Linked DNA regions of Mus musculus: regions 2, 3 and 4 are each linked to region 1. Evidence: chromatin loops called from intact Hi-C (ENCODE). Cell type or tissue: left cerebral cortex. All regions are shown on one strand. Region 1 holds the start of Itprid2 (ITPR interacting domain containing 2). Region 2 has its middle 22 kb from the start of Gm39867. Region 3 holds the start of Gm52519 (a long non-coding RNA gene). Region 4 has its middle 39 kb from the start of Gm39867.

What was found. A loop is a pair of places that touch in the nucleus more often than their neighbours do. Peaks named below come from ENCODE experiments on the same cell type or tissue, not always from the same donor. Only the 100,000 strongest peaks of a DNase experiment are listed, where the experiment ranks them.
Region 2: it touches region 1 in a loop (3-fold over the local background); 30 of 42 quality-filtered maps call a loop at or near these places.
Region 3: it touches region 1 in a loop (3-fold over the local background); 2 of 42 quality-filtered maps call a loop at or near these places.
Region 4: a loop joins it to region 1, with 4 times the contacts of the local background. A loop is called at or near these places in 31 of 42 quality-filtered maps.

What each region holds. Positions count from the first base shown.
Region 1 is chr2:79,635,318-79,643,317 of GRCm38, reverse strand. It overlaps Itprid2 (ITPR interacting domain containing 2), which reads right to left and starts at 7,893. Exons shown (of 18, transcript NM_080558.4): 1 at 7,574-7,893; 2 at 7,240-7,285; 3 at 4,012-4,061; 4 at 3,116-3,172; 5 at 1,317-1,356; 6 at 1,129-1,227. The coding sequence starts at 7,778. In left cerebral cortex, CTCF peaks have their summits at 3,210 (motif pointing left) and 7,743; DNase peaks (open chromatin) are centred at 4,104, 4,550, 7,216 and 7,564; H3K4me3 peaks cover 4,028 bases; H3K27ac peaks cover 2,191 bases.
Region 2 is chr2:79,523,368-79,531,367 of GRCm38, reverse strand. No RefSeq gene overlaps it. Among named protein-coding and RNA genes, the nearest start is that of Gm39867, 22 kb to the left of the region's middle. In left cerebral cortex, no CTCF peak of the experiment used is centred here; no DNase peak of the experiment used is centred here; H3K27ac peaks cover 414 bases.
Region 3 is chr2:78,044,599-78,052,598 of GRCm38, reverse strand. Gm52519 (a long non-coding RNA gene) reads left to right here and starts at 615. Exons shown (of 3, transcript XR_003953861.1): 1 at 615-919; 2 at 1,219-1,518; 3 at 4,699-4,888. 4930440I19Rik (RIKEN cDNA 4930440I19 gene) reads right to left here and starts at 1,422. Exons shown (of 7, transcript NR_108098.1): 1 at 1,261-1,422. In left cerebral cortex, CTCF peaks have their summits at 3,165 (motif pointing left) and 4,081 (motif pointing left); DNase peaks (open chromatin) are centred at 3,174, 3,751, 3,994 and 4,279; H3K4me3 peaks cover 1,136 bases; H3K27ac peaks cover 991 bases.
Region 4 is chr2:79,507,149-79,515,148 of GRCm38, reverse strand. No RefSeq gene overlaps it. Among named protein-coding and RNA genes, the nearest start is that of Gm39867, 39 kb to the left of the region's middle. In left cerebral cortex, a CTCF peak has its summit at 3,007; DNase peaks (open chromatin) are centred at 2,994 and 3,890.

The sequences.
Region 1 (8,000 bases):
CCCCGTGGCTCAGGTCTTCACATCATATCTTTCTGTATCTTCCGATACTTCGCATGCATGAGATACACAGTCCTTAGAAAGGATATACAGGCACATTTTCTCATGATACTAGTGTTGGAAAATCAGAAACAAAAGTCAGAAGGCCTAATCCCTAAGAACACAAAACAGATCCTCTAAGGGACTGCTCACCTTAGTTTTTTGGTCATTTTTAAAGGATTCTCCAGGAAAGTAGTTCAGACCAAGCATGATAAAGAAAGAATAGATTAAAGGGAAAACATCATAGGGAGTTGATACAGCTTGTGTACTGAGGACCCAGCTGTGAAACCTAAGCTTTGCTCACACTTTGTTTTTCTTATAGGAGGCAACTATCTTAGCATAAGCAAAGAAGGAGACAAGCTGGGTCAGAAACCCAAGGAAGAGCTTCCCTCCAGCTCCTCTCTCCCCACAGCCATGAAGGAAGTAGGAGGAGTAAAGTCAGGAGGAAGTGGGTTATACGGAGAGAAACTTGTCCCTGATTCCACTGGGAATTCAACAGTAACCTACCCTCTCACTGCAGTGATAATCCGAGTTTTGGGGGGGCTTCACAAGGGAGTAAGAAAGAAGAAAGATGGAACGTGTCTAGAAGATGGCTAAAGCTGCTTCAGAGAAAGAGCTGTGATGCAATAATTTGTATAGCAATTTAAAAACTGGTCCACAGGCCCACAGAGTTGATTTAATTTACATTTTAAAGGTCATTGGTTTAACACATTGAAAACAAATTTAGCCTTCAATATCAAGCTGCTAATAGTGGCTGTGTATGCTGCTTTCTATGTCAGAGTTCCTCAAGGCACTCTGAAGTTTGTTTCGGCTCCTTACAAATACAAGTTATCCCACTATGGAGTTTTTCTCTTTCAGGATGCTCACATAACTTTAACCGATCCTTAGGAGATTCTAGCACTGGTATGAACAGTTAGTGCTTTTTATTTGGTTCCTTACAGGTATCTCACTGGTTTTTGCATAAGAAGCTCTTGTCAGTTATGATGGTCTAGGAAACACTTGGGGCCCTTTGATTCACACTCTCAGCATCAAATCAAAGACCAGAAGGTGACAGGTTCAATACTGCATGGTCACAGTTTTACCAGGACTGACCTTGACACGGTACCACTGCTTTTCCCAGACCCAGTGGAATTCATACTTCTCCCTTTCTGATGAAACTGTAGTCTTCTCTCCTTGGCCAAGATATTGTTGCTAGAAATATAATAAGATACTTTAAAACTCGATTTTCTATGATCCCTTTTGACTTTTTAAGAAAGGAGCTGACCCAAACAAGTACATACCAGTTTTCAACTTGAGCATCAGGTTCATGTAGGTGATTGGCTACAAGTAATAAACAAAAAGACAGACAGACAGACGGACAAACAGACAGAGAGCACAGCTGTTAGAAGGAAATGGCATAGTTATGGAGAAGACAGGTTATCTACATCGTCATGGTTGGCTTGTTAGATATCCACTACTGAAACCACTGGACAGAGGGGCAATAACTGCGCCAGCAGCTTTTGGAGGTGGCTTGTACTTTCTGGCAATGCAAAACTACTTCTAGCCGAGTATTTAAAAATTAAGAAAAAAAAAATCTATAAATAATCAATTAAATTTCTGGAACCCGGCTGATGAGTAATGAGGGAGATGAGCAGCATATAGTGGTGTATGTAATGCTATTAAATTTCAAAGCTGTCAATCAAGAACATCTTAAAAGTAAAGGGACTGGGTGCCATTAAGGAGAACCACAGTATTCACATATTTCTTCTGTGATTTTAAAGTTAGTATCAGCCTTTAGAGGATAATGTGAACTGCTCTCCACCTTTCAATGTAACATTTCCTTTAAAAACTTCCTCTCAGCTTTAACCTAGATTAACAAGGTCAAAGCAAACAGAAGTCAAGGTTTAGAGTTAATTTCATCATAACTGTAGAAAAACAAAACAAGTAAGAGTAATAATCAAAATGTCTACTTCAGCAGTTGATTTTTTTATTTCTGATGTGCAAAACTGTGAGAAATGTTTGCTTCTTTATACTTCCTACCAATAATATCGTTTGATATCATGAAACCTCCCTGGCAGATATCAAAAGCATCAAATGCATTGCTTACAGGGATGCTGATGTACATCTCCATAAAGGACTGACAAGATTTTTAAGAGCATTGACTTGAAAGAAGGAAGTTAAGTTTTCAATTATTCCTTGAAAAACATATTGACAGGGATAATGAAAATATGCATACTATACTTTCTGATGCTAGACTGTTCTAAATAAGTAACTCATCTTACAAATGGAAATGCAGGTCTAAAGAATCAAGGACACTAAACTCAGTGAATAAATTCATTATATCATAAACTAAAACAAAAACCAAAGGGCTCAGTCATGGTGGCTGACACGTGCAACCCCAGTACCAAGGCGGCAAAAGCCAAAGCACCTTGACTGTGAGGTCAGCCTGAAGCTACACAGAAAATCCAAGGCCACCTTGGCTCCACAGTAGCGACCTGTCTCAGGACAAAGTAAACTACCTTTTATAATAACAGCAAAATTGCTATAAAGGAGAAAGCTAGCTTTATAGACTGGAAGCTCTACTGGCACCTACAAAGGATTTAATGACATACTTTTACAGTGCTGAAGCCGCTTGAAAGAGGCAGCAGCATAAGGATCCGACTTGTAACTCTATGTGGGCTTTGTCCTTTAATCTGTAACTGTCAGGGGTTAAAAGAGGGAAAATATCAGGAGAAAGACAAACCACAGCTCTAAGTGTGACATGAGTCTATGTCCCTAAACCAAAACGAAGCTTCAACTTAGTTTTTTCCTGCGTAAATATTTAAGCTCCCGTCTGTCTTTGGGTCAGTTTTCCTCTCATTTATATCACCATAGTTTTGTCATAAACAATTCCTCTGCACATTTAGGTCAGGCAAGATGGTATTTCACAGGCGTCCAGGCAGGAATCCTCCTGGGTAAGACAGTGAATGTGACCCACTGTCAAGGCCTTTATTTAAATATATCTCCAAGAGCCTTCGATTTGACAGTTCTTCCTTCATTTCTTAAGGTAACTAAAACTCCATAAAGATTAGATATAGATATAGTTCCTCAACAAACATACCTTCAGCTCCCAGTGACAGGTCATCTTCAAAGCTTCCTCCATTTCTCACAAGCACACCTAAAACAGAGGGTGAAAATTCAGAAACCACGCCCCCTGCTGTGCTGTTTACCACTAATCCCTGCTACTTTATGACATCATTAATTAAACAAGTCTACTAAGATATTTCACAAAACCTAGGAAAATATCTCAAACCTGACTACGCTGAAAAATTATTTATGTCATTTCAAAGAGCAAACAAGCCTTTTCTCTGTTGTAAGGAAACTAGGTTTGTGGCCAGGTAAATTTTCCAGAATTCGGGGTTCATACTTTATATTCCCTTATGCCTCTGAAGACATTTGATTAGAGAAACTACTTCATCAAAGAATTCCGTAAAAAACTAGGTCCCAAAGCAGCCATTCCTTACACCTTCACGGTATGTCAGGACCTCAAGCTATATTTTCCTCACACGGTGAATGCTTCTCCTTCACCTTGTCATCACCTGCACATTCTTGCTGTACTTGGAACGTGAGAATTTTGTCTTGCACAGGTGCAAAAATCCCAGGTGTGGTAATTTCAGTTAGCACAAGCAAAGAAATGCTACACTAAAGTTAACCTGGCTCGCTCACGATATATTTTCTTTCTATTGACATATCAGAGTCTGTATTTACTCCATCTTTATAATATCTAACTGGGCAATAAGAACATAAGGATGGCATTGTGAGGAGCTTCGGGAAACAAAGTTACTGAAAGCTACTTACTATTCTTTTATGACTTATGACAATATCTCCCCCTTTGGGCTTCTAGCTCACAATGGCATATTTTATAAACATGATCCTCACTAGTGCAATTCACACGACACTCTCAGCTAAAAGACGATGGGCGATTCTAACTTTTGAAGGAGGACAATGCTCTCTTACCCTTCGGCGTACCACTGCTTTGCTCATCCAGTGAGGCTCCCAGAGGGGTGCTGTAATCACAGGAACACAAAAGCCTCAGTCTCCTGAACACCCATCTGCAGAACTGTCCCTGGGTAGCCTCACTTGAGAATTATAGCTAAGCAAGCATCTTAATCAACTCAGCACTCCTCCCCAAACACCAGGAATGTGAGCGGCTTACATAAGTAATGTCCTTCTAACCCAGCAAATACCTGCTGTCAGGTCAGTTTACCAGCAATAACCTAATCACAGGTCTGCTCTGAGGCAATTAAGAGCTGGGATGGCCTTAGCATATGAAATGAATTGTTATTTTCTTTGCAAAATTAGAAGGGAGGGGGAGAGAAAGAGACAGAGACGGACAGACAGAGACAGAAAGAGAGAAGGCTAAAGAAACACTCAGTCCCTCCTACCAAAACAAGCCAACAAGAACAACAACAAAAATATAAAACCAAGATTAGAAGAAAGCGCCTTTTCAGTGGTAAGTAACTTCACTTAGTAAAACAAACCGGTTACAGGCGTCAGGAAGAGTTCTTAACTCTTGCCTGCCAGTGGAGCTGGCAGCTCAGAGCACAACCTAGGCAGCCTCGCCACCTCCACAGCCGCCTTTCCTCACAAACACAGGGAAGCCTGAGCATCTCTGTAACGTTTTAAACTCTAACAAGTACACATTCTCCTCCCGTAGCTTTGCAAAGTCCTCAGCTCCCCTTGGAATCGGAGTCAGGGATCAGCCAATACTGACTTTTCTCTCCCTCAAGTTTGTAGTTCAAACACGAATGTCTCCCAAGTTGTTTTCAAACACAAAGATATCTTTACTTTTCCCAGTTTTGTGACTTGCATCACAGAAATATTCTTGTATTCTGAAGGGTCTAGTCTGTGATACAGGCTTCAGTTTCTCAGTAACAGTTCTAATGATTTGCATTAGAAGTGGGGTGCATTCAGCTTCAACTACGCTGCTCAATGCCAATTACAAACGCAAGCAAATCCCTAAGCAAGGTGGTCCTGTGAAATTCAGTGCTTTTGAGACTGGAGTTGAAGAAGAATCACCAGCAAGTACCATATGGGCCCTGACAGAACTTCAATTTTAGGGTTTTGCAAACATTTCACATTTGTATCATTAAAAATCTTTTTTTCCCTCCTGGTAGCTCTTTCCTTAGTTGGGCCCAAACACTACAGTGGCCTGTGTCCACAGCTGCCCATGCTATTCTTCACTGACAGAAAATGGCAAGTAGGCAGAACGTAACTGGACTTCTTCAAAAGCAGTTCTCTACTTCTGGACACCTCCCTCCAAATCCCACCAGAATCTTCTACTGCTTCTTAGACATTGTGTCAAGTCATTTGGTTAGTAAATAAATCAATATAGTTATCAGAATAAAGACTCCACTGGAAAAGAAAAAACATGACATCTTTACCCTGAATATGGATAGCAATGAGGAAACAGTATTGCAGAATTTACCAAGGAAGGAAAATGTCTTTCAGATCATCTATCTGCATACAATATACAAATTATGTTAATGATCATCTCAGGTACACACAAAAACTACTTGTACATTGAATAGGGGTAAGTACATGAACAAGAAAGAAATCTACGACAGGTTTCCTTAGATAATTATATAATCTGTGCACATTAAGTTTAGCAATGATACTTCTGGAATTTTCTGGACCAGTCCTGAGTCCTGGTCAGTGTTAGCATTAGACTACTTCATTTATCTAAAAACTGTTTTTATTTTCCATCTCCTTGATATGATTTCTTCTACAATCTCAATTCCTATATATCATTTTTGAAATGTGATTTTTCTCTTGTTCTTACATTTGAAAAAGAAAAATCCTTCGACTATCCCCTTGAGATAAAAACGCTAGAAATTTTAAGACCTGTTTTCAGTGTAAGCCAATAACATATTAAGGAGTGGATTTTAAATGAGACCAAGATGTAAACTTTAAAGTCCTGAATAAACGCAAGGACAGACTACTCCGTTCCCTCCTTGATGTGGAAACGTCAGAGATGCTGCTTTGTAAGTTCTCTCCTAGAAAGTTCTGAAGATGTACATTTAAAAATCTCAGCCTTCTAATCTAACACTGTTTGATGGCGAGCCCCTGGCACACAGTATAGTACTGTGCTTTGTAAAGGCCATATTCTTGTCATCTGAAAATCAAGGGGTTAAAAGAGGCTGATGGTTAACCTAAAGATGTCTTGAAGCAATGTATTTGCCTCTGTGCATCTTTAAAAGGAATGCCTATACATCCCATAATATTTCAGACGAGTCTATGATGCCTAAGTAAAATTCTGCAGCTAACAATCAGTATGGCTCCAGTTATGAACTAAGACAGAGACAGCTATTGGTCTTTACAGGGAAAAAAAAAAAAAATAATTCCATATGTGAGTAGCTTTCAAAAAGAAACAGAAAAAAAAAAAAAAACCAACAACCAAATAATCCCTAGGATAAACATAATTTGCGAAAACAATAATATGCCCAGAAGCAAATGCCAACCAAAGTTTAAAAGTTATAGTCTTCACACACAAGGTTTTTCAAAGAGCAAATAAACTGGGGGAAAAAATAGAAGTAAAACACATTTTACTTTAGTCAAATTTACTTGTAATAAAACCCATCTCCTCTGTATTTTATCAAACATTTTTGTGCAGGTTGCCAAAGTATGTAACTAAACAGACTCATAAAGTATGAATGCCTTCAAAGCTCCATTTCCTTCTGCGAATTCCAATGCCATCTGACAAAACCCTGTCCCAGGACTTAAACTCCAAGGAGCAAGTTGGCTAGTTTTAATAGGTCCCCAGAGAGACCTAAGGCACACAACACAAATTAAACCCCAGTTAGTGTAGCTAAGTAAATTAAACTCGTCTATAACACGTTTGAAAGGAAAATGATTCTATGCCAGATATGCAGATGCCAAAATAAAGAAAAATAAAAGGTTCTGTGAAACATCAAAATTATTTCAAGAGAAAGCACGACCAGCCAAAGTAGCATCACTGTGACCTGTTTTAGTTTCTGATCTGCTGCTGACATCATGCCCGGACTGCTGAAGTCGTCAACTCGGTCACCAAATAATCAGCGGCCACAGCACTTCCAGTTCTAATCGCTTCTAGAAGGAAGCTATCGGCCGGCTCACTTTCCGGTTCCTAGCTTACAGTGACCACGGGACCCAGAGACGAAGTCGAACCCCCTCGCTTCTCCCCCAGGCAACCCCCGCTTTACTTACCGGCAGTCTTTGAGCCATATCGCGATCTTCTCGTTGGGCACGTTTCCTGCGGGAGTAGAGCGAAGGGACAGCTCGTTAAAGACCCCAAACATAAGTACTCAGAGGCTGTGCCATCCTGACACTCCCTTGCAGGAGAATCTGCCCTGGCAACCCGTAGCCTCCGAGAGCCTTCCCGGCGCCCGACCCAGGGGAGCCAGCCGGCAGCCAGGTGCACATGCTGGAGCTGAAGCGCGGGTCACGCGCGCATTTAAAGTTCGGGGGCGTCCGGTCCCCGCGCCCGGTGGCACGGAGCACGCCACCTCCCTGATCGCACGTCCCTGTCCCGCGCACCGACCTCGCCCCGCGGGTGCCGGCAGCTTCGTGCCTGGGAGGTCCTCCTCGTCGTCCTCGTCCTCGTCCTGCGTCGTCGTCTCTGTGGACAGATCCTCGGTCTCCGACGCCTGCCAGGAGCTGCGGCACTTGGCCCAGGCCTTCCTCCTGCGACTCGCCACTTGCCACTCCAGTTCCTCCTCCGCCTCCGCCGACAGGGGTCGGTTCATGGCCGCGCCGGGGGCTCCGCGGGCCCAGCCCGAGCCTGCGCGGGACACAGCGGCGGCTGCGGGGACCCCCGCCGCTGCTGTCAGCGCCCAGCCGGGCAGGGGGCCCGGGGGAGCCAGAGCGGGCGCCGCAGGAGGAGGGGACAGGGAGGGGGGGAGGGAAGGAAGGGAGGGAGGGGCGGAGGGCCGGCGCTTCACGTGAACCCGGCCTGGCGGGGCGCAGGA
Region 2 (8,000 bases), 110 kb after region 1:
AAGGCAAAGCAGAAGTTAACATACTAAGAAAGAAGCCCCTTAGATAAGGTTCAGAGAAAGCTTTTTCCTCCAGGAGTCTCAGGAATGGGAGAGGCTTAGTGACAGATGCAAATTAACTCTTGCATCTGTCCTGAAACTGTACTGTCTCCTACTGCTAATCCAATGATCATTGAAATGAGGGGGCCGGTGTTCAAATGCTGGTTGTCTATGGAAACCCACACCTATGAAAGCACACATGTCTGGGAAACAAATGACTTGCATACACAAGGCTTTTACTGTTCACAGGCAATGAGGCACTGGGGAAGAAGCATGGCTTGTGGCGGCCATAGAATCACCTCCACTTGGCCATTCACCCTCCTGGTTATGTTAGGGGCAGCTCTAGCTGTATACTTCCCTTTGTAACACCTTCCCCTGGGCAATATCATTATAACTTTACCAGAAACACTTCCTGTTAATTGTTGCTCATTTCCAATTAATGTGTACTGTGTCTCATCCAGACCGTCTTTTCTTCTAGAACTACCACTACCCCAACCCTGGCACTGATTGCTGAACCCAGGGCCTCAAGTATGCTAGCCAAGTGCTTGAATGACTATTAAACTATATCCTGAGACCTTCTAAGATATTTTGCTTAATTCTTTGTGCCTGTGTATGCCAAATCTAGCTTTACTCTGCTAGGTCAAACTCTGATTGCTGTAGGAAAAAAATCCATCACTCCACATGAATCCCAAAGGTTACCAGGTCTTTAGCTGTGGGTCATAGGCATCTCTGCATCAGATTCCTCCTGTACTGTAAATCCCAGCCCTACAATCTTGGCATCCCACCCCACTGTCCTTTCTTCTCACCTTCACAACCCTTCCCTCCTGGATCACCTTACCCCCATTCACTTTCCCAAAACCATCATCCATTTTTTTCCTGATTGCTCCAGGATGGGAGATGAGTGTGCATGCTTATGGTTGGTTTTATAAGGCATTTTGTTTGTGCATTTGAAGTCACCAGGTAACTAGTAGGAAACACACACTCACTACACCACACACACACACACACACACATCTCAAAGAAGCCTATGTCTGTCCATAAGAAGACTTGGATATATTGAGGTCCCCAGAGCCTTGACATTCCAAGAAGATGTGATGTCCCTGTAGCTCTGGGAGTGTAGGCCTGTAGCTCTATGTAACATGCATTCCAGCCTCAGATTTGTAAGGGTGTTTCTCACCAAGACCAGGCCTTAGTTCTTTTTCTGGGTAGCCCCCAGCAAACTGTAACCACAATGCTGGTTTTTTGCTGGAAAACAACAGAGGTCACTATATAAAGGGGTGAGCCAGCCAGTGACTCTATTCTGTAGTAGCTGTCAAAGGTCTTGTTCCTCTCTTTTGCCTTTCTACACTCCCTAGAAGGGATAATACAGCCATTCTTTTCCTGATGAAGCCAAGGCTCTGCTTCCTGTAGATTCCTTTGATCAAGGCACATTTGACAAGGACTGAACTTTCTCCTCTGACCTCAAAGCTCCCAATAACCAAACTAATATATGCAGATTGGTAAACGAATGCAATTTTCTATGCAGCAAAACACTAGAAATAAGATTATTGTATGTCTATTACTTTGACTGCTTTCACCACTCCCACACAGAATCCTAAGAATGAGCCATGTTGTAAGTAAACCTTTCCATATCTCTAACAAAGGTGATATCCTTCAGGCAGCTGTCACCCTCCTGTTAGTAGCACGACATCGGAGGCAAATTCTTGATATGGAGGAAATTATTTTGCTTTAAGACTTTCATTAAGGCACAACAATAGAAAGATTTGAGGACAGAGCAAAGAACATCACTGTCACTCTTTAAGTCTCCTTTCTATCTCTCTACTTAGCTCACAAATACTAGATCAAAAGCTTGACTGCCTGAAAAACCCTCTAATCCACTTCGTGATCTTCCTCTGGCTGTGTCAGAACACCGTCCCTGGGGAACCTCAGCATTGTCCTTCATCCAGCTAAAGGCAAACCAATTGTTGAGGGCACAGCAGCAAATGAGATAGGGGTATAATTGCCCTGCCTAAAGGTAGGCAAACAAGGGATTCAGTTGCAGAAAAATTTTTTTCTTAACCATTTGCATAATTGCAGCACTCCTTTGATTTGCTTTTCCAGTAGAAAACTGGCTCCTAGCCCTGCAAAGTGCTTTTGTGAAAATCTGAAAGTCAAGAAGTAAAAGCATGTTGCTCTATCCAATTAGCTTAAAACCCAACGGGATCTGCTGCTGGCCTTTCAGAGAGCTGCCTACAGAAAAGTAGCAGCAACGTCTATCATCCTAGCATCCGACTCTAAAAGGAACAAGAATGGTTTGCCTGTCCTCTTTCTAGCTGAGGCAGCTGCAGAGGCCTGAACATTCTCGTTCAAGGTCATTGCTCGTGTTGTCCTCTTGTGATGATTGTGAGAACAGACTGGAGTAAGGGGAGGTGATGAAAAACTGGAGGAGCATAGCTTCATTGCTCTTATGGAATCGCAATCGGCCCCTGCCCACCCACTGAAGGTTGCGAGGGAACAGAAAGGCAGCACTCACCTCTACCAGGGAACAGGCAAGAGCTTCCTGTAACAGAGGCGTGTATACATTGGCTGAGGAACACGCACTCTGTTGTGTGTTGGTGGTTGCTCAATTTGTTTACATGGTAACTCCCTTATTTATGCGTCTGCTCTTTGTTCTCCAGTGAAGATAGATGATCCAGCAGAGCGAATCTTTGTTTCTTATGAGCTCACCCTCTCCTGCTGTCTTTGCCTGCCACACCTGTAATTATAATTATGGCCCGCTGCTCAGGGATGCTGCAATCCCTTCCTGCTGAAACCCATCTCCAGTTCAGAGACCGAGTCACTGTGTGGGGAGAGAACGCCGGGATCAATGGAATGGGCTTCATTAGTGTCTTTGCCGCCGCTTCTGGCTGCAGTTAACCTGACTGAGAAGGTGCGTGTGGCCAGCAGTTTTCAGAAGCGTGGACACATCCTTGCATTTTCAAAGGAGCTATGACGTTAGTAACCACAACTGGGACACTGCGGACAAGCATAATGAGGCTAGGCATTTTGAAAGTCAGTTGATACTGAGGTAAAGGAACTGCTGATGTATTACAGGTATGCCAAAGAAGGAGAGAATCTGGCAGTTACCAGAAGTACATTAGCACGAGATGGTCTCAAAAGCCATTACAGATTGACTTTGTTTTGACAAAATCATTCTTACATGTCTCATCACTAACAGATTCTGTGATGCTAGAAGAATTCAGTCTTGTAAGTAAGTAGTCTACCCTTGAGATACAAACTGCCTGGCGGTTTGTACAAATCCACTGTCATCTTGATGAAAAAAAAATTAACACAAAACTTTTCCGTTTCATTTATAATGACACCTATAGATATACAACTTTGTTCCTAAGCCAATGGAACTCCTATATCTTCTAAGGAGGCAAAGTTTCATTTTGCTTGGGTGGCCGTTTTTATACATGGGATAAGAAAGGCATTTCAATTAAGGGACTTGTAGGTAACTGACAGAGCAATGATTTTGTTGTTCTGGTCTCACAATAGGAGTAATGAATGTTTAATCTACAGAAAACAGATGAGATTTCCCCTCCCCCAACAAGGTTTTAGCTCTCCAGTCTGAGCCCAAATATGAGAGCCTTCAATTGCTCTATTGTATTCCAGTTTAGACAAAGGATTTAGTCAAGTGCACTAGCATGCCGGCTTTTTATCCTGTTGCAAATGTTGAGAATTTTCTCTGGTGTATCAGATAAAATACATCGTAAGGAAATTGCAGAGATAGAAATTTAAACGGATAAGCGTGAGTGTCTTCAAAGTCAAGCTTTTCTTTAGGTTCCTGCAAACTAAAGGGATCAGCACAAATTTGTTTTCTTTTCTTTAGAAAGGGCAAAGCCCCTTTCATGTCAACAATGAATCCCATTGGATTTTAGGCTAATTGCAGCAACATGTCTCACTTCTTGACTTTCCAAGTCTTACAAAAGCAATTCATACAGGCTTTCATTAAGAACAAAATAGAAGCAGATAAGAAACATAATTGAAACAAATAACAATAATTAACTCAATTTATCCACTGGCATTTATTATGTTAAGAAAAAGGCTGCTGGCTAGAATGAGTCAATTGCATAAAATATATATACATGACAAGACAGGTGCTTTTGAAGTAAAACCTGCAAGTCCTTGGGGGGGAATTGTAGAATTTTACATTTGCCACCAACACTGCCTCAAACAATGATTCCCTGTCTGTTTCTTGGGCAGGAAGCCTCAGGACGACATGTTAGAAATGCATTTCCTCAAGCCATGCTCCAACCTTCTTGTTCAGAAACCTTGCTGTGGCAGACTCACCTTCCTGTTTCAATATATCATGAGAGGATTCTGTTACTCACTGGTTTTTGGCTTAGCTCTAATCTACTGGCCTCCAGATCGTCATCCTGTAAATTATTTTCCACAGTTTTCAGAGTGCCCTTTTAAAATACTGATTTCCTATGTAACCTTTGAGAGGTTCCCCATTGCTGTGAAGTTGAGATGTTCATACTCTGCAGACAGGGTTCCCTCTGCTTTCCATATTCGCTCTTACACACACACATACACGATGTGGACACTCTCACCTCAATACCTGCAAAACTCCAGTCATTTTGAGTTCCTTGAAGATCTGTGGATACCAGATCTTTCTCTCCCTAGTGTCTAGGTCTTATCCCCTCCTGAAATGCTCTTTTCTCTTTCTTCCAACCACTCCCTCCTGCTTTTGTTTTTCCAGACAATTTATTTGGAACTCTTGCTAAGCCCCCACCCCCACCCTCACCCCACCCCAGAAGCATTGCCTGAGTGTCTCTCCTCATGTCTTCCTTTCTCTGCCAGTCCCTTTTCTGAAGGCTGCCATGGAGTGAGAACTGTGTAAACTTACACTGCCACCTTCACAGCCCAATTAACCCTGAGTAAGAACTAGTTTCTCCTTGCCCCAGCCTCCCACAGGGCTTTAAGAATAAAGATGGCGTAAGCTACCAAGCCTTGATAAGTAAAGTTCTATCAAAGATTTGGTCCACAACATTCTCTATATACTGACTAACTGACTGACCAATTTAACAAATGTATGAATGATTTTACTGGAACCACAATTATAGATGATCAGAGTGCAGATAGGAAAAGTGATCTGTCAAATTTTTGTAAAGATTAATTAATTACCCCGCCTTTTCTGTTTCTAGATATTAATAAGGAAAAATTTACCCTCATTTCTTTTCTTAGCTGTTTTGCTTTCTTGAGAGTGTGGGACCCCCTTGGATTCAGTTGATAATTCTTTAATCAATATGATCTTGATTTTTCTGAGGTAACCGTGTCCATGACAGTGTCACATTATACTTAGTACATCACCTCCATGTCTTCCTGCTATGTGGCCCATCTTTGACTGCCTGACACAGGAGTACTCGGGTCATGGTTTGATGCCACGGCTCTGTTGGCCAGAGAGATTTCATAAAATGGCTAAACCAGTGTCCTGCAATAGAAAAATCATAGTGCATAGGAATGTGGGCTTCTTTTGTCTATAAAGTACAGAGAGAAAATGTTCCTAGCTTATGAGACCAGGATAGGAGCTAGAGACAGGTGCACACAGCACATAGGATAATGTCATGGAAACAGTGGTTGATAAATACAAACAAAAATAAAGCCAGCAAGATAGTAAAATACTAAGTGAATTAGTGAACATTTTCAACATGGAAGAGACCCCCCCAAAAAAAACAAGATCAAAATGCAAATTCCTATTTTATACTAAGATTTTATTGATGCTTACCATGCTTTATTTGTGTTACCATTAGTTTTATTTGGCAATAGGGCTACTCTGGTATTGTTTAGATTCCAAAAATTCAACATTAATATAATGCTGTACCATTGTAGCTCATTCGCTAAAAGCGAGGTGTTGAACATTTTAAAATGTCCTTTGCAAAGAGTAAGCACATGAGCACTGTGGACTGCAAATGCTCCAGAGATTTGATAGTGCGTATGTGCTGTGCACAGGATCCGATGTGAGAACGCAGCAGACATTGCTAACTCGGGCTCAGCTTCTTTTTACTTGTATAATTTGTGGTCCACTCTGCAGTTCTCTCTACCCGTTGGAATGATGTGGCCTTGAGTCTCCCCTGTCCTCAGGAGAGTATTCTGCCCAGTCCGGCTCTGTGAGGCAGAATGAAGAAGCAGCAGTCCTATAATGACAAATGGCATTGAATGGATTTGAAAAGTTAGAAAGAGGTGGGCAGAGTGATGCACCAATGAACTGCCCCTGAATGTGCAGAACTCAGTTACACTTTGCATACAAATGTCCTTGCTCAATATGACACAGAAGATAGCTTACATTCTTCTCAAAAAAAAAACATACCATAAATATGAATATAAATATTCTTTAAAACAATCCTTATTCCCAGTTTTCTCAATATAGGAAAACCAGCCAAGAAAAGAAATTTATGCAAATTTTTCCTTGGGTCTGAAAACAGGTATGATTTTAACATTAAAGTGTTAGTTGTCAACAGAGACATGATGATCACTGAGTACTTAAGTGTCCAACCAGGCAGTGGTGCACATGCCTTTAATCCCAGCGCTCGGGAGGCAGAGGCAGGCAGATTTCTGCGTTCAAGGCCAGCCTAGTCTACAGAGTGAGTTCTAGGACAGCCAGGGCTACACAGAGAAACCCTGTCTCAAAAAACAAACAAAAGAAAGTGTCCAAATCTTTTTCAAATAATTAACTGACAGCAGATATGATCACAAAATTGTCAAATGTTTGTTGACTCTTAAGTCCATGCTTATTACAATTATAGGAATTAGACAGAAATTAATCAAATATATTCTCCTTATTGAGCTGACATTTTAAAACACTAAGTTTTAGTTCCGACACTTTTTAGCTGGGAAGTGTCATGCAATTTCTTCATACCTTGTTGTCCTGTTCTGTGGCTTGCAGGTCTGTGGCAATGTAAACTTCTTCTGTGAAGAGAAAAGTACCATCCCCAGGGTCACAGGGCTTAGTGGACTTTAAGCATTTTAATACAAATTTGGGAGATGACACCGAACTCTGGAACATGCTTTGCAGGGAAATCCCCTTGTGAGCCCATCTCCTAAAAAAAAAAAGCTGAGAATCTATGGGCAAACACACACACACACACACACACACACACGCCAAGACATCAACATGATGGGCAGCTAGCTCCTGTGATTCCTGCCATCCAGAAGTCCTGTCTCTGTTGTCCCAAGGTGTGCACACCCTCCCGCTAGCTCTCTCCTATGCTCACAGCTAGTTGTCACACCCCTCCTTCTGTGTTTTAACTTCCCATTTCCTTCCTAACTGAGCTGTCAGTACCTCCATCTAGGCAATGGTAGTTGTGATTTATTATTATTATTATTATTATTATTATTATTATTATTACTCAGTCCCATGAACATTGCTTGATGTGTACTGCACTGCTTTATCAGGGCCTGCTGTCAGTGATGATGTCCTTGAAATTGGTGCAGATACAGAGATGACCTGCTGAGGTGCCAAGGTGTGTAGCAGGAGCCTTGCTAAAACAGAACTGTGAACTTAAAAGCAAACTAATGAGCCTCCCTGAAATAGCAAAGAACAACAATACAACCAAAACAGACTTGTTCATTCTAGCCTAGGACTCCAGCATTAATGAGTCCCCTTGATTTTTAAAGTGGGTAGTGCTAATAAAACCAAAGGAGGCATAGCATTGTAAAGTTGCGCAACAAGTTCCCCTGCAGGGCTTTACTGCCTGGAAATGAAAATCATTAAGAAGGACTTGGATATGCTCTAACCAGTGGATCATATTAAATTATCTTTCTATGACCAACTTTCATGCTGTTCCCAGGGTCAAGTTACAAATTACCTTTCTTCTATCAGCTCTAGGAACACGGGCAGTGCTTTATTTTCATTTAATCCGACCGTGTGGACATTTACACACTGAAAGCCTAAAGTTTCAGATAAGGAAACTGTTCCCTCAGTCTGACTAGCAGAAGGATAG
Region 3 (8,000 bases), 1.6 Mb after region 1:
GAGGGAGGAAGGGAGGAAGGGAGGAAGGAAAAGAAGAAAGAACAGAAAAATAAGGAAAAAGAAAAGAAAAAAGCAAGAAGAAAAGTTTATTGCTTATAATCACAAAATGACTTTAGTAGTAAGATGTATTCTAATTTGACAGATTTTTGAAGAAATGTCTATCAGAATTCACTACTCACTTTTTAATATTTAGAAGTTATAATTGTAGGAACAAAATATTCCCTTTTTGCCAAGGAAAAGAAACAACAGTGGTATGATACCTTTTTTGAATAAGCCACTGCTGTGCGTGGATATTCTTGTAACTACGCAGATTATCAACTATTCTGAGTGGAAAAGAAGTGGGGAATGTACAGGGATATATAATTCTGGCTAGTATGAGCAATGTAGTTAGTCATGACCCAGAAGGGGAAATCCGCCCTAGAAGGAGGAGAAAGAACATTTTAGACAATAAGCTTTTGAAGGACATACTAAGCTTTGGAAACTGTTACCTTGGAATAATGAAAGTCCTCTTAAACTCATAGGGTCATTGATTTTTCTCAAATTAATTTTATTAGAAATCTGAATTCTCACAAAGTCTGATGAAAATATTTACCAACATCATCCTTTATCTTCAGGGTTTCGTGCTGTGCTCTAATGGTAACCAGAAAATGGGATTCTGAGAACCGTTTTGACAAATAGCAGCTACATCACAAAGCATGAGTAAGCCACATTTCAAATGGAGGAGGGTTTAATGGCCTAATAACCAAGACGTGAGAGAAAGCAGCTAACAGGAAGACAGAAGTCACTCTTACGGTCGCAAGAACACAAACCAACATCTTCCAAAGCGAGAACTGTAAACGCTGAGAAGTCACGAAGTCATTCCATTCTATGAGGAACGGTGTCATGCACCCTTTGATTTAGTAACGAAGCTATGAAAAAGGTAGAACTGCTAACCGCATGTATCTGCAGTAGCTCCTTTTCTGTAATGGAGGATCCATTTTGAAAAGAGAGTGTTGGTAGATGTGAGATTTAAAAAACATTATTCATCCCTTTGTCACAGCAGGATGACTAAGCCTGCTGCCACCAAGAGTTGTCTCAGTATTCCCTGATGAAGGCTCTTTAATAGGATGAACTGAACACCACTACTTAGCTATTTTCACAAACCAACAAGAGAGCATAGGAGAGCCTCTGAGAAGCAAGGTTTTGCTTTGTATTGATTGAATATGTTTATGTTTGCAGACAGAAACGTACTGCTGCAGTGCCATAGGTGGAGAGACTCACCAATTAAGTGGCGAATTGACTCCAATACGGATCGGACGCCTCCGTTTCCCAGTCACGGGTGCTTGACAACACTCAGGATCTGTGCGTGCTCTTTTGAACCTAAACTAAATCCAAACAGAAATCCCAAAAGCTTGCACCTTCCTTAATACAGCTGGTTTGAGTGACATGAGGTCGCTCAACTTTGTCATAAACCCCCGCTGCCTTGGCCACGCCCACAGAAAAGAAGCCTCTGGAATCTAGGAAGTCGCGTGAGACAACGTGAGACACCATAGCCACTCCGTAGCTTTTGCTGTTCTCTATGACGTACCATTTAAAGGGGGGGGGGGGGGAGTCGGCAAGAATTTTGTAGGATAGGAGCATAAACTCAACAAATGAACCAAGTTAAACTGTCCATGGTTGGGCCCTAGCCAACTGTAATGTCAAACTGAAGGAGAAAGGCCCTTTGGCTCCCAATCCTTACTACACATTTCTTTCCTCCATCCTCTTTCTTTGGGCTTTCCAGCGCAAGCCTCTCAGTTTCCTTGGCTAATCTGCACTTATAGGGAAACTTGGTATGCTTTATGATGCAAGGGTTTAACAAGTTGCTTCTTACAGTAATATTTACATTTCAAGAAGTGATACTTGGACGAGCCTTGAGAGAGGACCAGAAGCTGGAGTTCCTGCGGGGTTGAACCCCGTCCGTGGGTGTCGAGAATTCAGCCTAGCATCATGTGTCCTTTCACACAACGGTTCAGCATATTTCATGTTTTATATGTTACAACTATGTTTCCTTCCAGGCTGCCTTTTTCTGTGGGAACATATATGGTTTTCTAGAACAAATATTTTTTAAAATTCGCATTCTAGGTTTCAAAACCTGGTTTAGTACAAAAAAAAAAAAAAAAAAAAAAAAATCTTTCCTTACAGAAAAATTTCAAACTCTGCTGAAAGACTTCAGGGTTGTCCAGGCAAACGTTTTCACTCTGCCTGATCAATATGAACAACTCCCCTCGCATCAGCACTAAGCTAAATGTTTTGCTGTCGTAGTAGCCTTTAAACTAGGGCATATAGCTGAAGGACCCCTGAGAGCATACAGCCAAAGGTATGGTCTTTGTACTTTAGAACAGAATAGTGTGGTTTCAGTCAGAATATCCCTCCAGGAAGTAGAAATATCTTCAATTTTGGGTTTGTGTTCTTAGCTTCAAGGGGAAAAAAAGGGGAAATAAAAGAAAAAGGGAGGAAGGAAGAAGTAGTTGGGGGAAGGGTGTGGGCACTTTCCATCATATGACAAACCCTGCCCATTGTTAATAACAGAACTGACCATGACAACATATTCTATCAAATTTATACTACGATATGAGACAGCAACCAGTTTCTCATTGAGGCCACATTGTCAGTGCATTTAACTCCAATGCATGTGGGTAAAATGGTCTCCAGAGCTTCCTGCCACTGGAATCACCTGGGAAGATTTAATCTCACCGATGCCCAGGGACTGCCTCTGTAGCCTCTGGGCATCAGAAGATGTCAACATTACTCCATGTGATTCCTGTGTGTGGGTACATTGCTCATCAAAGGACAGAAGACAGACATATTCCAGATACCTGTTTGAACTGGTTGACTGAGCCAGCTTCATTGGGTATTTAACCAATGTTCGCCTTTGTAGCTTCCCTACATCCCACATTCTGTGAAACGGAGGCAGAAGTGGCTCACAGTCTTACAGAGCAGCCTTCTGACCCATTAATCAGTAGGTTGTTCCCCTCTCTTTTTCCCTCTGTGGGCTCTGACTCATGCTGCAGTAGAGAAAAAGACAAACAGCCTAGTCAATAAATGACTACTGCTGTTGGATTGCCTTTCTTTGACTACAGTGAACAAGCCAGAAAGTGCCTTTCAGTAATACAGGAGCCGCTTAGGAACCAGGCTGCCACCTGGCGGCTTTCCTGAGCATTTCACTCTTCCTTCCAAAAGAAACGGGAATGACTAATCACAGCCTCCTCCTCATTTACACACTAGACACGGGCTCAAGGAGTCCTCTGCAATGGAGGCTGTGCTTCGAGGTGACACTCAGAATAAAACGGCAGAGGCAGCCCTTTCAAGAGGACAAGGAGGGCACACTGGCGTTCAAATACCCCACCCACCTGTTCACCTTTGAGGCTGTTCTTTGAGGGCTTTCAAGAGCGATGTCAGGTCAAACAGGAGGATAGGGATGGTTTGTGAAGAGCCCGAAGACCTTGTTTATGGTTTCTGAACATCAGGTCTACCTCGAAGCCTGGTGAAACTGCAGGTTGCAGTGGTCCAGCCCCAGAATTTCCAATTCAGGGGGCTTGGGAAGAATGTGAGGTTCTAAGGAATCTCAAATGATGCTGCTAGTCCAGAAATTGCACTTTGAAAGCCGCTGGATAAATCACCACTGATGAGTTAGCTGGCAATGGTCAGCAATCGGCTGAGGGCGTCAGCTTCCTTCGTCAGCACACAGGACTAGGAAGAAAAGGCATGCACGGGGCCTCTCACTCAGTTCAAAGATATTGTCTCTGTGGGGTCTCCCCTACATGTCCATGGAGAAGCGTAAGGGTATCAAAAATGTCAGGTAGAAATTGGCTAGGATCAGAAGTGGATAAAATGTCTCTTGGCTGTTTTGCCTAGAGTCCTCTGGGCTCTCTTGGGAAACATTGGGTAATCTTTTCCCTAAATACTACATCATCCCAATCCATTAGTTCAGCAGGAAGCAGACCTGCTTGACAAGCCAAAATAACATGCTGAGATGGATTTCAAAATGAAGATTTTATGGAGATATATACTATGACCGAAGAAAAACTAAGTCGTTTCCATTCTAATAGCGCCATCTAGTGGGAATTCGAGGATATTTGTTTTGCTCTATCTCAGTCAAAAATGGAAGTGGTTTACATATTTTGTGGCAACAAAGGGGTCCCTATCATTTGCTACTTTGGGTGTAAGACAGGAGAGCAGTAAGCAAAGCCAGAAGATTATGACTGTGTGAAAGAAGTTCTTTCAGCCACCCACATTTTCTACGAAATAAAGCCAAATCATCAGCTGAGGAACGTGGACAGACGTATGTTCACAAAGGCTTCTCACAAGTCACGTATCAAAAACAGTCAAAGCAGAGCAGTCACGTCACAGCACAAGGCATGGTGCTGGGTGTGTACAATACAGCTTCAAACCCCTAAGTACCACTAATCCATAATTAGATGAAGATACAGGGCCAGCTAACTCATATTCTGCATGAGTATACTAGTGATCAATGAACCGTACAGTTAGTTATACATGGTTGAATAAATCGAATTCTGTACTCTCTACTCTAGATTCCAGAAAAGGAAAACAGAAGGTGAAGGCAGAAATGCTAAGCCTAATTCTAAGAAGAAATCAAAAGGGGGATAATTGAGGATAGATAAAACAAAAATCCTATGTCCCTGGCCCATGAATGCTAACCAGAGAACTCTGTTGCAGATGATCTGATGGTTTAAATGTAACCATCTGTTGTAGTTAACCTTGACTGTCAACTCGATGGGATGGAGAATCATCACGGCATTTCTGTGGGGGAGTTTCTACATCAAGTTCACTGAAGTGGGGAGACCCACCCTAAACACAGGCAGCACCGTGACATGGGCTGGGGTGTAAAACTACATAAAAGGAAAGCCAACTAAACAGACAGCACTCATCCCTCTCTGCCTGGTACTGAGGATACACAGTGGCCAGCTAACCTATACTCCAGCCACCAACACCTCCTGCCCTGATGGACTAGACCCTCACACTGCAGCCCCAAATAAACCTTCTCTTAAGTTGCTCCTGTCATTTTTTTTCCCTGTAGCAACAAATAGAAGAGCTACCCTTCTGGCTGAGCCATGGGAACTTAGTAGAATGTTAATCAGAAATAATTTAAATTTTCTAATTACTTGATTGTTGAATTTGTGCTTTTCCATGCACAGCAGGCAGATGCGATGGGCATCTGATAATTTGTCAGATGGGTACCAATCTTATAGTCGTAGTCCAAGCATGTGACACGGGTGATGTAAGAGATCTGGCCTGCCCCTCTTCCTCTACTCCAAAAATCATGTAGTCTGGTTGCACAGTATGCATTTAGAATCTCTAATCAGAAAATCAGGAGTTTAAAACATCCCAAAAGCCTTTTTGTTTCTAAACATAGCCAACAAGATGCCAAAGGTAGTAGATTGAATGCTTGATCTATTACAGCAGGTGAAAATGCAGTTATGATGCGCACTAAATATGTGAAATTACCTTCAAGCCGTGTGTGTGTGTGTGTGTGTGTGTGTGTGTGTGTGTGTGTGTGTGCAATATAAACTAATTTTGTTTTTGAAAATGATTCTCATCTTTAAGATGCCTCATTGTATACATGCAGATAATCCCTAATCTGAAAAAAATAATCTGCAACTCTTCTAGTCTCAAGTGTGACAGCTAAAGGGAGAGTCAACTTCTGCTCCTATCTCCATCCTCAGCAAAAATTTAGTTCCCTTAGTCAGTGGAGGTGGAGTTGAGGGGAAAGGACAAAACAAGCATTTTACCTGACTTCTTTTTGTCCTAGAATCTTCTGTTGGCTGTTGTCATTGGTGTGCACAACACCAACTACCTGCAGTTTCCCTTCAGGTAGCAAGTGTCCAGAATATATCAGTTCAGAGGGCCCTGGATGATCTCACTTACATGGTAGACCCAACCGCAGCCATCTTCTCCCTACATCAACTTCCTCTGCTGGCTTCTTTCTATAGTTATCCCTGTAGCCACTGAACTGACTCTGGGGTAACAGATGGAGAGACAGTGAGGGCTTGAAACACTTGGTACATTCTTGGACTTCTGAGTACAGAGTAGACTGTTTAGCAGTTGACTTCTCCCTTTGTTATCCCTGTATAAACAACCACTGCTTTACTCATAGAGAAATTGACTTAGTAGACATACAGCTAGGAAATAACTCATTACTTTCTTTCTTAAGCCTTGGCAGTCTAATGGAAATATGACAGCCTATCACCCTGTGAGTCCCACATTCTCCCATTCTTCTTTTCATCTCCTCTTTACCCTACCCTAAATCTACCAAGTAGGAGAATAGAAACCTCACACTGAGGGCAGCAGGAAGTCAGGACTGTCATTAGCCTTGAAGGACAAGAATTACTTGGTGGAAGCTGGACCAAAGGCACAGTCGAGTTGGCGAGAGTGGGAGCTGACGCAGCAGAAGAGATGTAGTTCCTGTCACCAAAGCCACAATGAGGTAGAAACACATCACTGCCCTTGTGACCTCCAGTCTTCCTAATATTTTCTGTCGTGGACCCAAAGGAGCAGGGAGCTGACATGGAAAACCTAAAATGCCTGAAGTCTTTATCAACTCTATGGTACATGGGATGGAGAGTCAGCAGGGCTGGAGACAGATCCAGGTAGTGAGAACAGAAAACTGGGGGGGGGGGGGGGAGAAGAAGAAGAAGAGGAGGAGGAGGAGGAGGAGGGAGGGAGGGAGGGAGGGAGAGAGGGAGAGAGGGAGAGAGGGAAGAGAGAGAAACAGACAAACAAACAATGGCTGACAGTCTGCCCTTTGTGCCCTAAGCACTAGCCATCTGTGGTCTTTATCTTCATTCGGAGTGGAATGAAAAGAGACCAACATACTTGTTTGTTTTCACCTCTGTGTACTCATCTGGATGTTCAGCTCAGGGAGAAAAATACCATAAAATAAAAATTACAAGAGGTGATTATTGTAAAAGAAGAGCTTCACAAAAGTAGGGTAAACTTTAAAATGGAGTTGCCTGTGCTGGAGCTCCGCAGTAACAACTACAGCTAAGTTGTCTTTGACCTTCAGGAACAAGAGGTAGCAAGCACATTTTCTAAACTGGCCAATTTCAATTAACATGATAATGAACTTCCCTCTGCTTTAGTCTTCACCAAAAAAGAAAAGAAAAAATCAAAATGCCCTTGGGGAAGCCTGATTTTGACCAATCAATTATTTTCTCGGGGTTTTTTTTCACTTCCTGTCCCCGCCTTACAAGAGAAATAATTTTTAAATGACCAATTTGGTGTTTCTTGTCTGCCTTTTGTCTTCCAGCTTTGTCTCCATCTATAAAACTAACCTCTGCTAGACTCAGTGTAAAACTTACTCATTTATAGAATGAAGTATTGCCTGATTCTAGAATCTCAAAGCCAATCAAGGACTTTACATACATTGCAGTGTGTGTGTGTGTGTGTGTGTGTGTGTGTGTGTGTGTGTGTGTGTGTGATCTCTATCAACATCCTGACATATGAGATTTGGTACCCAGTTTTCTGCTGTGTTAATCATTTCTGATAGTCACTTGTCCCTACAGTTTGACACTAAACTATAACATATTTTTTAAATATGTACTGTTGATAAAATTTTACCTAGTCCATTATTTCCTATTCAACTGAGATTTAAATATGTGCAGGATTTTTTTAAATTGTATTTAAGAATGTATATGTAATTCTATAGAGAAACCCTGAATGTATTATATTTCAGTACCTTCAACTAGCATTTTGTTAAGCTGTGTTTCTGTTTATTTTGAGAATCCCCACTCTAATAAATCTTCATTGAATTGTGTGTGTGCTCGCTATTGTGCTTTGAAGGAAAGATAAGCTCTTCAATTCCCAAGAGGCCAATTCTGGAGTAAGGGTTCATGAGCAAGTGATTTACTCAGACATCGCTCTCAGGAGAAAGGAGGCAGAGAGGAAGCAGAAGAGGAAGGAAAGCCAAGAACTGAGTTTCTGACCAAGTCCTGGGAATCGTGACCTCAGCCTGGTTCTAC
Region 4 (8,000 bases), 130 kb after region 1:
TGTCCCTAAACAGAGGAATGGATGCAGAAAATGTGGTACATTTACACAAAGGAGTACTACTCAGCTATTAAAAACAATGAATTTATGAAATTCCTAGGCAAATGGATGGATCTGGAGGGTATCATCCTGAGTGAGGTAACCCAATCATAAAAGAACTCACATAATATGCACTCACTGATAAGTGGATATTCGCCGAGAAACTTAGAATACCCAAGATACAATTTGCAAAACACATGAAACTCAAGAAGAAGGAAGAGCAAAATGTGGACACTTCGCCCCTTCTTAGAATTGGGAACTAAACACCCATGGAAGGAGTTACAGAGACAAAGTTTGGAACTGAGATGAAAGGATGGACCATCTAGAGACTGCCGCACCCGGGGATCCATCCCATAATCAGCCTCCAAATGCAGACACCATCGCATATGCCAGCAAGATTTTGTTGATATAGCTGTCTCTTGTGAGGCTATGCCAGTGCCTGGCAAACACAGAAGTTGATGCTCACAGTCAATGATTGGATGGAACACAGGGCCCCCAAGGGAGGAGCTAGAGAAAGTACCCAAGGAGCTGAAGGGGTCTGCAACCCTACAGGTTGAACAACAATATGAACTAACAGGTACCCCCAGAGCTCCTGTCTCTAGCTGCATTTGTAGCAGAAGATGGCCTAGTAGGCCATCAGTGGAAAGAGAGGCCCCTAGGTCTTACAAACTTTATATGCCCCAGTACAGGGGAAACACCAGGGCCAAGAATTGGGAGTGGTAGGTAGGGGAGCAGGGGGTAGGAGGGTATAGGGGACTTTCAGGATAGCATTTGAAATGTAAATGAAGTAAATACCTAATAAAAAATTGGAGAAAAAAAAAGAAAAGAGAAATAGTTTTCAATAATGAGTTTGGTAAAGTCATTATTGAAACTGTGTAACACCCAGGGAGTATAACATAACTGCCTTTAAGTTGCATAACAGTGTTTAAGTTGAGAGGCAAAATAGTGTGAACTCCCAACAAGTTGGGCTCACTTTCTGTTTGTACTGCCTGGCTATGAGGTATTTTCTTTTTCTGACTCTGTTTCCTTACTCTTACAGTTGTTTGTATTGAATATTCTATGCTAAATCCTTGCGTAGACTTTCCTGTCAACTAAAAGTCAACTGTGTTTAGAGTTGTATTGGTACACACTGGTGTAAGAAGAGCCACAGTATGAGAAGAGTCTCTCTGGCTCAGCTCGCTCCTTATCTCTTGTGTGGAGAGCCTCCTGTGCATAGTTGTAAATGCGTGAGGGGGGGAGGGGAGAAAGGGAGGAAGACTAGGATAGCTTCAACTTAGTGCAATTACTGATGTTTAGAAATTGACCAGAAGTTTGTATTTTCACTTAAATTAATTATCACTGAAAATTTTGCATGTGAGTTTTAAATTATCTGACTTTCTTAGAATTTCTTTTTATCCTTTACCAATCCAAACAGGCTGTCCTATTCCACCCTAGGATTTTGAGAAACTGACCTTTTTAAGCAGTTGGGAGAAGCTGACCAGAGAACATGAATTTATTTTTCACGCCGGCCTGTGCCAACTGATCGACAGGCCTTTTACCAGGCTCTGAACAACCAGAAGCCACTTAACTCTTAACCAGGGTTCTCTTAGCTCTTTGCAAGGTGGTGATATTAACACTGGCTCGCTTTGAGGAGGAAACAGCTTATGTAACCATGAAGCCTGCAGATCACACAGTGAACCCAAGGTGGGCTAAACTCTACACAGTGTGAAGTATTTACTTTTTTGTTTCTTTTGAGAGGATATTTCTGAAAATGAAGTAGTGTCTATTAATGGTACATTTGCTTTTCCTCCTTCCATGGTTTCAAAGTTTTCTCTGCTGGTCTTCCCCTTTGAACTTTCTTCAGGAGTTTTTGAAGAAAAATCAGTGGGTTGATGAATTATCTTCTTGGTAGAGCACTGTTTACCTCAACAGTTTTCATAATTCATCGGACAAAACATTAGGAAGGAGGCAAATTTAAATGTGAAAAGCAGAGCTGGAGAGATGGCTCAGCGGTTAGGAGTACTGACTGCTCTTCCAAAGGACACTGGTTCAATTCCCAGCAACCACGTGGCAGCTCACAACTGTCTGCAACTCCAAGTCCTGACAACCTCACTCAGACGTATGTGCAGGCAAAAAACCACAGCAATGTTCATAAAATAAATAAATTGTAAAAAAAAATGTAAAAGGCGGTTTCTCTGTAGACAAAAATTTAAAGCATTTTTATAAGATGAGAAATTTTTAGAAATCATTTCTAAGATCAGATGCATTTAAAGGGCATTATTGCAAAGTTAATGATAATGCTATACGAACTGAAATCTGATCATTCCACATATATCTCGACTTGATAAGATAATAAGAAAGGAAAGAAAAGAGTCATAAAGCCAAAATGCTCCCCTTTCCCTTCAGGTTTGACTGACCATGGTTGTTAATTTTAACATCCATTAAGGTCGCTTGCTTTATGGAATAATAAATTATGAACTAGCAGGTTATGACTGCCTGTATGTTGTACACCATATGGCCCCATTCAGCACTGATATAGGAAATGCCACATACTTGGTAAATATCAGGCATGAATGACATATGGCAGCAAGGGTGGACAGAAATCTAGTTTGAAAGCTCAAAGTCCTAGAATGGTAAATTCGGGCCCCACACAGATGAGGCTAATACCATTAGCCATTTATTGCAAAGGAACTAAATCTTTACAAATTAAACTCATGATGGATTTTAATCACTTGGCTAATGTTGGTAAATGATTATGCCCCAAGCCATCATGATAATGATCATTACTAGCAAGAATCTGTTTTTACAATGTTTCTAATGCTCAAAATTAATCCAGAAGTCAAGAGCCATTAAATCATTTCTCCTGCAGCAGAGTTTTAAGACGGGAGCATATTTCACGTAGCTGTCATTAAAAAACAAAAGCTAAGAAGGCGATGGAAAAATACAAAAGAAAATCAAGCTATTAGCTACAGCGCCACCAAGCGACCAACTTCACAATTCCCTGTAAAGCCCGAATACATAAAAAAGCACATACAGAAACGAAAGTGCTGTAAGACCACAGCAAGAATCGCCAATGGATGCTGGTTATTGACCAATAATGAGTCTCATAAGTACAAGAGGGTAACTTCCCACTCCCTTGAGTTATAGCACTTATGTGAGACTCATCAGAACTAACCTGGTGGGTTCCCAGAGAGCTGCCAAACATTCAGAACTTGAAACAAATAAAGATAAGGCCATTTAAATAGCAGCTATCCCTGGGCGGTACCCATGGCATTATATGACAGCATCTTTGCACAAAGAGTAAAGTATGAACAGGTGTCAGACTTCTCACACTACTTCCTACGTCACAAATCCTATGGGACAAGATTATATGCTGGCAAATCTAAATCAGTTAATAAATCAGTCAGTCAATCTATTTATCTACCACTCCATCCAACGTCACTTTATTATCTGCCTATAATTTATAATAAGAGGTTTCCTAAGTAGTAGAAAACTAAAGCATTTTATAATTCTACACAAATAACTTACAAATGACCTCACTAGCAATGTTTGAGCCATTAACTTTTTCATTTGTTCACCAGGGGTATCAGTAGCTCCAACTGTTCCAGGCATAGTGCTGAAGTCTGAAAATGGCATGGCATTGTGGGACATCACGTTACTAGGAGCTCAAAACTAGTCATGTAAGATGGAAGGAACATGGCTTGAGAAAGGATGAAAAATTTAAGGATACTAAGTGTACATGTCAGCAATAGGTAGGGCCATTTCATCTGTAGACTACAGTAACTGACTCCACCCTTATGAGCTGTCCCTGAAAAACTGTTTTCATTCTTAAGGCCGAGCATCACGAAACTGAAAACCAACCAAGCAACAAAAATGACTAAGGGAGTGACACACTAAGTGACTAATGGGAGAAACTCAAACGGAGCTAAATTTAAGCCATTGGCTTTATGGACGTAACAAATTGGGTCTAAAAATAGGAGTCAGACAAAGGAGCTGATACCGTTCTGCAGTATTCAAAGAGATAGCCATGGGAGTGAACAGTGGGATGGAGTTAGGTAGAGGAACATTTAGATTATATCAGGAAAAGGCTTCCTGTTGGAGAAAACTGGCAGATTAACACAATCGTCACCAGGAAATGTTGGGAGCTCTATTTGGTGATAAGTGGAAAGCTCGGACTGGAGCTGGAAACGTGTTCTCAAGAGCTGAGGAGAGGGAACCGTTTTGATGGTGCCTTCAGCCTCCCAGTGTAGCGATCCACACCCTGCCTGTGTAACAAGAGGAGTGGAAATCTATCAAGACAGGGCCAAGAAAAGCAAACGTGTTCTCGTGGAATGTGAGAGTGAGTTCATAATACTTCAAAGGTATAAACTGTTCAGTTAAACCTCTCTTCCCCTTTCATTTGATGCATCTCTCCATTGGGCTGCGTCAGGGGTTAGACAGAGCCACGGTCTGGTTTATTAAACTGAGAACAGGAGCTCAGTCCTGTATGCCACTAACTAGAACTAATCCAAGAGATACGGCCTCCAACACAAAACCTGGTGTTGATGTTTACCATATACAGCAATTTAAGTTATTGCTTCTCTCCTGGACTGAAATAAGTAAAACACAAAGAAAATATTAATCACCCAGGCTATGTCCATTGACTCTTTGCCCTTACCTTTCATGACATGACTTATAGGGAGTTGGAGTTTATTATCCCAGTCAGTTTGCACTGACTCCTAGTTAGGTCACACTGGAAAGGCCTGGTTTCCTATATGTTTCTGTTGCCGTTATATTAAAGGGCAAGAAACAAAAGACTCTGTGTCCCCGGAGCTTCTCTGTGGACACTGTGACAATGCACCTCTACTTGGCTTCAGTTCCTGACTTGGGAAATACGTGTTTCTCTCACAGTTTCTGCCTGGTGGCTTTGGACCTTCACTCTCACAGTTGCCTGGCCCTACACCCACAGCTGTAATGCAGTTTTCTTTCTTCTGAGTCTCTGTTCTGACCTTCATGATGATACATAGTTTCTACTGCCAATTTACACTGATCTACCGGGGAAATCAAAGAGAAAAACACTAATGTTTCTGGCCTAATTTTCTCAAATGGCACAGAAACACTTTGTGGTTGTTAGGCTTTGGTTTAAGAATTCATCATGTGAAAATATATCCATTATTCACTTTTCATATTTCATATTTCAGGTATATCATCGAATCAACAGTGATAGCTAGGCTTCTGTTACAGATTACAGTTTAAATTGTCCTTTAAGCCATAAATAATTAGTCATTATTAATGACTTTTTATAGGTAAAGAAATGTTTTGCTAATATCAACTTACTTAGTGTTTTCTAGGAATCAAAGTACTAGGATTGTTTTGCTTGTTTTACAGTGAATGGTCAGAAATATATGTTCTAGAGTACTCATATAACTGTTATGCTCATGGTTTACCAAAGTACTACCCACTATAACTTACTATGTACACTCTATAATTTTCTTGCATAAGTAAATTATTGTTATTTCTTTTTAAGTACAGTTGGTATCCATATTTTTCCTGTGCCATAATTTAGAAAATTTGATCAACAGACAGGTAAATAGATGGTTTCCCTCAACAAGTTATAATTAAAGTCCCAAACACTTTCTCATGTTAGGCAATAGATTGCCTTAAAACACACCTATGTGTAGGCCCACATGACTTCAGTAGCAGCTGAAGATACAGAAAATTGCAGTCCTAGTCCACAGTACATTTTAAGTCCCAAGGCTCTAATCCTAATTCACTTCTGTGTTGCAATCTCTGAAGATTTTCTGGTATATAGAAAATATTGATCATCCTTTTTCTATTCCCAGTTTCTCCAAAGAGCAAATGAATAAACACAGCATCTATCTACATGATTGGCTCTATTCTTTCCGGGTAAGCTGAATGACTAGGCAATGAAAGATGGTCGCATAATTACTTTTGTATTCACACATACCTAATCCTTACTCTTTCCAGTTTGTGAGATAGGATCTTTGTCACATGAGTTTTAGAATTCTACCTAAGCCACATCCAATATATAGACCATAGCTCAGAAGTCAATCTTAATCACTTGGAGCTTCAAACATCCAAGGCAAGAATTCTCACTTCTGCCTTATCACGCTAAACTTAAAATAACTAGTTATCCTTAGAAAGCAAAGACTTTGTAAATGTCCACACCTAAATCTGAATATTAAATATGCTAGATATTCAGACTCAATTACACCCAGTTTCATTAATAATACCAGATTAAGTCATGTGAAATTGCCATTTTTATTGCTTAAAAAGGTCAAATGTTGGCAGCTTCATAAAGCTTAACTATGTAAAATTAGATATAATAAGAAATTTCATTAACCACAGCTATGTGCTGGCCATTCTATTAGACATATCTTTTAACTATATATTGGGTCTTTATACAGTCTTGCAAGATGGCATTACTGTTACTCCAAGTTATCCAGAAGAAAAGTTATGTAATTCCACAAAATTGTCATGGTTTTCGATTATTTTAAATGTGTGCTCATTTTTTATCGTGCCATGCTTTCTGGCTTGTCCTTTTTCTTTCATTTTCCCTTGTTTTCTTTTGTCCTCTCTGTCTCTCTGCCTCTGTCTCTCTCTTCCCTTTTTAAGGGAACATTGGAGATGGGGTTTCTCTGTATAGCCCTGTCTATCCTAGGATGTGCTCTGTAGACCAGGCTGGCTTCAACCTCAGAGGCTTCCCTCCCTTTGCCTCCCGAGTGCTGGGATTAAAAGTGCACCACCATTGCCTGGCCCTGTGATTTTTAAAGATGGTTTTGGGATAGGTCCTCCTTCTCCTTCCCTAGTATGCAAATGCTAAAACATCTGGAACCTTCATCAAGTGCCATTTTGCTGCCCACAAGAATTTTGCCCTCTAATCAATGGCACCTTTACATAGCTTTGCATTTGTACAGCTTTGTTATAAACCGGCATTAAAATTAAATCTGAATTTGGCTCCTTGTAATTTCTACTTCCAGTTTTGTACCTACAGGCCTTTACAGGTGACAGGCTTTCATAAAAATGAATATAACTATATTTCCCCTTCTTTGGCATCTTTAATTCTTAATCTCCCTGAATCATAGAAATTGTGGGTCATCCAGTTATATTCTGTTGTGTAATAAAAAGCAGGATCAGGATGCCCCATTACATCCAATATAGTTTTCTGAGTGGCAGTACAATGGGGAACGAGCCAATGAAAAGATATAGAGAGAGTAAGAATTGGGCGTGTGCACATTTTAAAATCAGAGTAAAAGCAATGTGCATTGAAATAATATACTGGTGGATCCTGTCAAGCTTTCTATCTTGGAAAAGGAGCTTGATTTTCCTGCCTTTTAATTAGAATATGGAATGCTAGTAGGTGAGGCATCCAATAAATATAAAAGAAATAAAAATGGAGGTGTATAATTTATAAGCTATAGTATAAGGAATTCCATTTTGAAATAGTTTTGCACAGATTCTCATAATTATGAATTAAAATATAACTAGACCTTGATTTGCTGGAGCCTTGTAGCTCAGGACTAGAACAAGGCACTGTTTAGTTAAAATAGACAGTGCTATAGTTAATTTTGGTTTTTAAGTTAACTTGATTGTGAGCCAAGGAAATTACTAAAACATACCCTGAGTATGTTTGTGAGTTCATTTCCAGGGACATGGAAATAGATCATGATGATTTTGACATAGTAAATGGCTTAATCCATTGGTGGATTGCAATTTTCAGTAGATTGGAAGAAGTGATGGGATATGCAAAATGGAACCTAGATGTGGGCTCTAGAAAGACGTGTCCTTGAGGGCTGTGGTAGTTTCAATATGTGTGGCCCAGAGAGTGGCACTACTAGGAGTGTGGCGTTGTTGAAGTAGGTGTCACCTTGTTGGAGGAAATAGGTTGGGCAGAGAAAGCTTCTTCCTAGCTGCCTGAGGTTGCCAGTCTTTTCCTGTCTTTGGAGCAAGATGTAGAACAGTTAGCTCCTTCTCCAGCACCATGT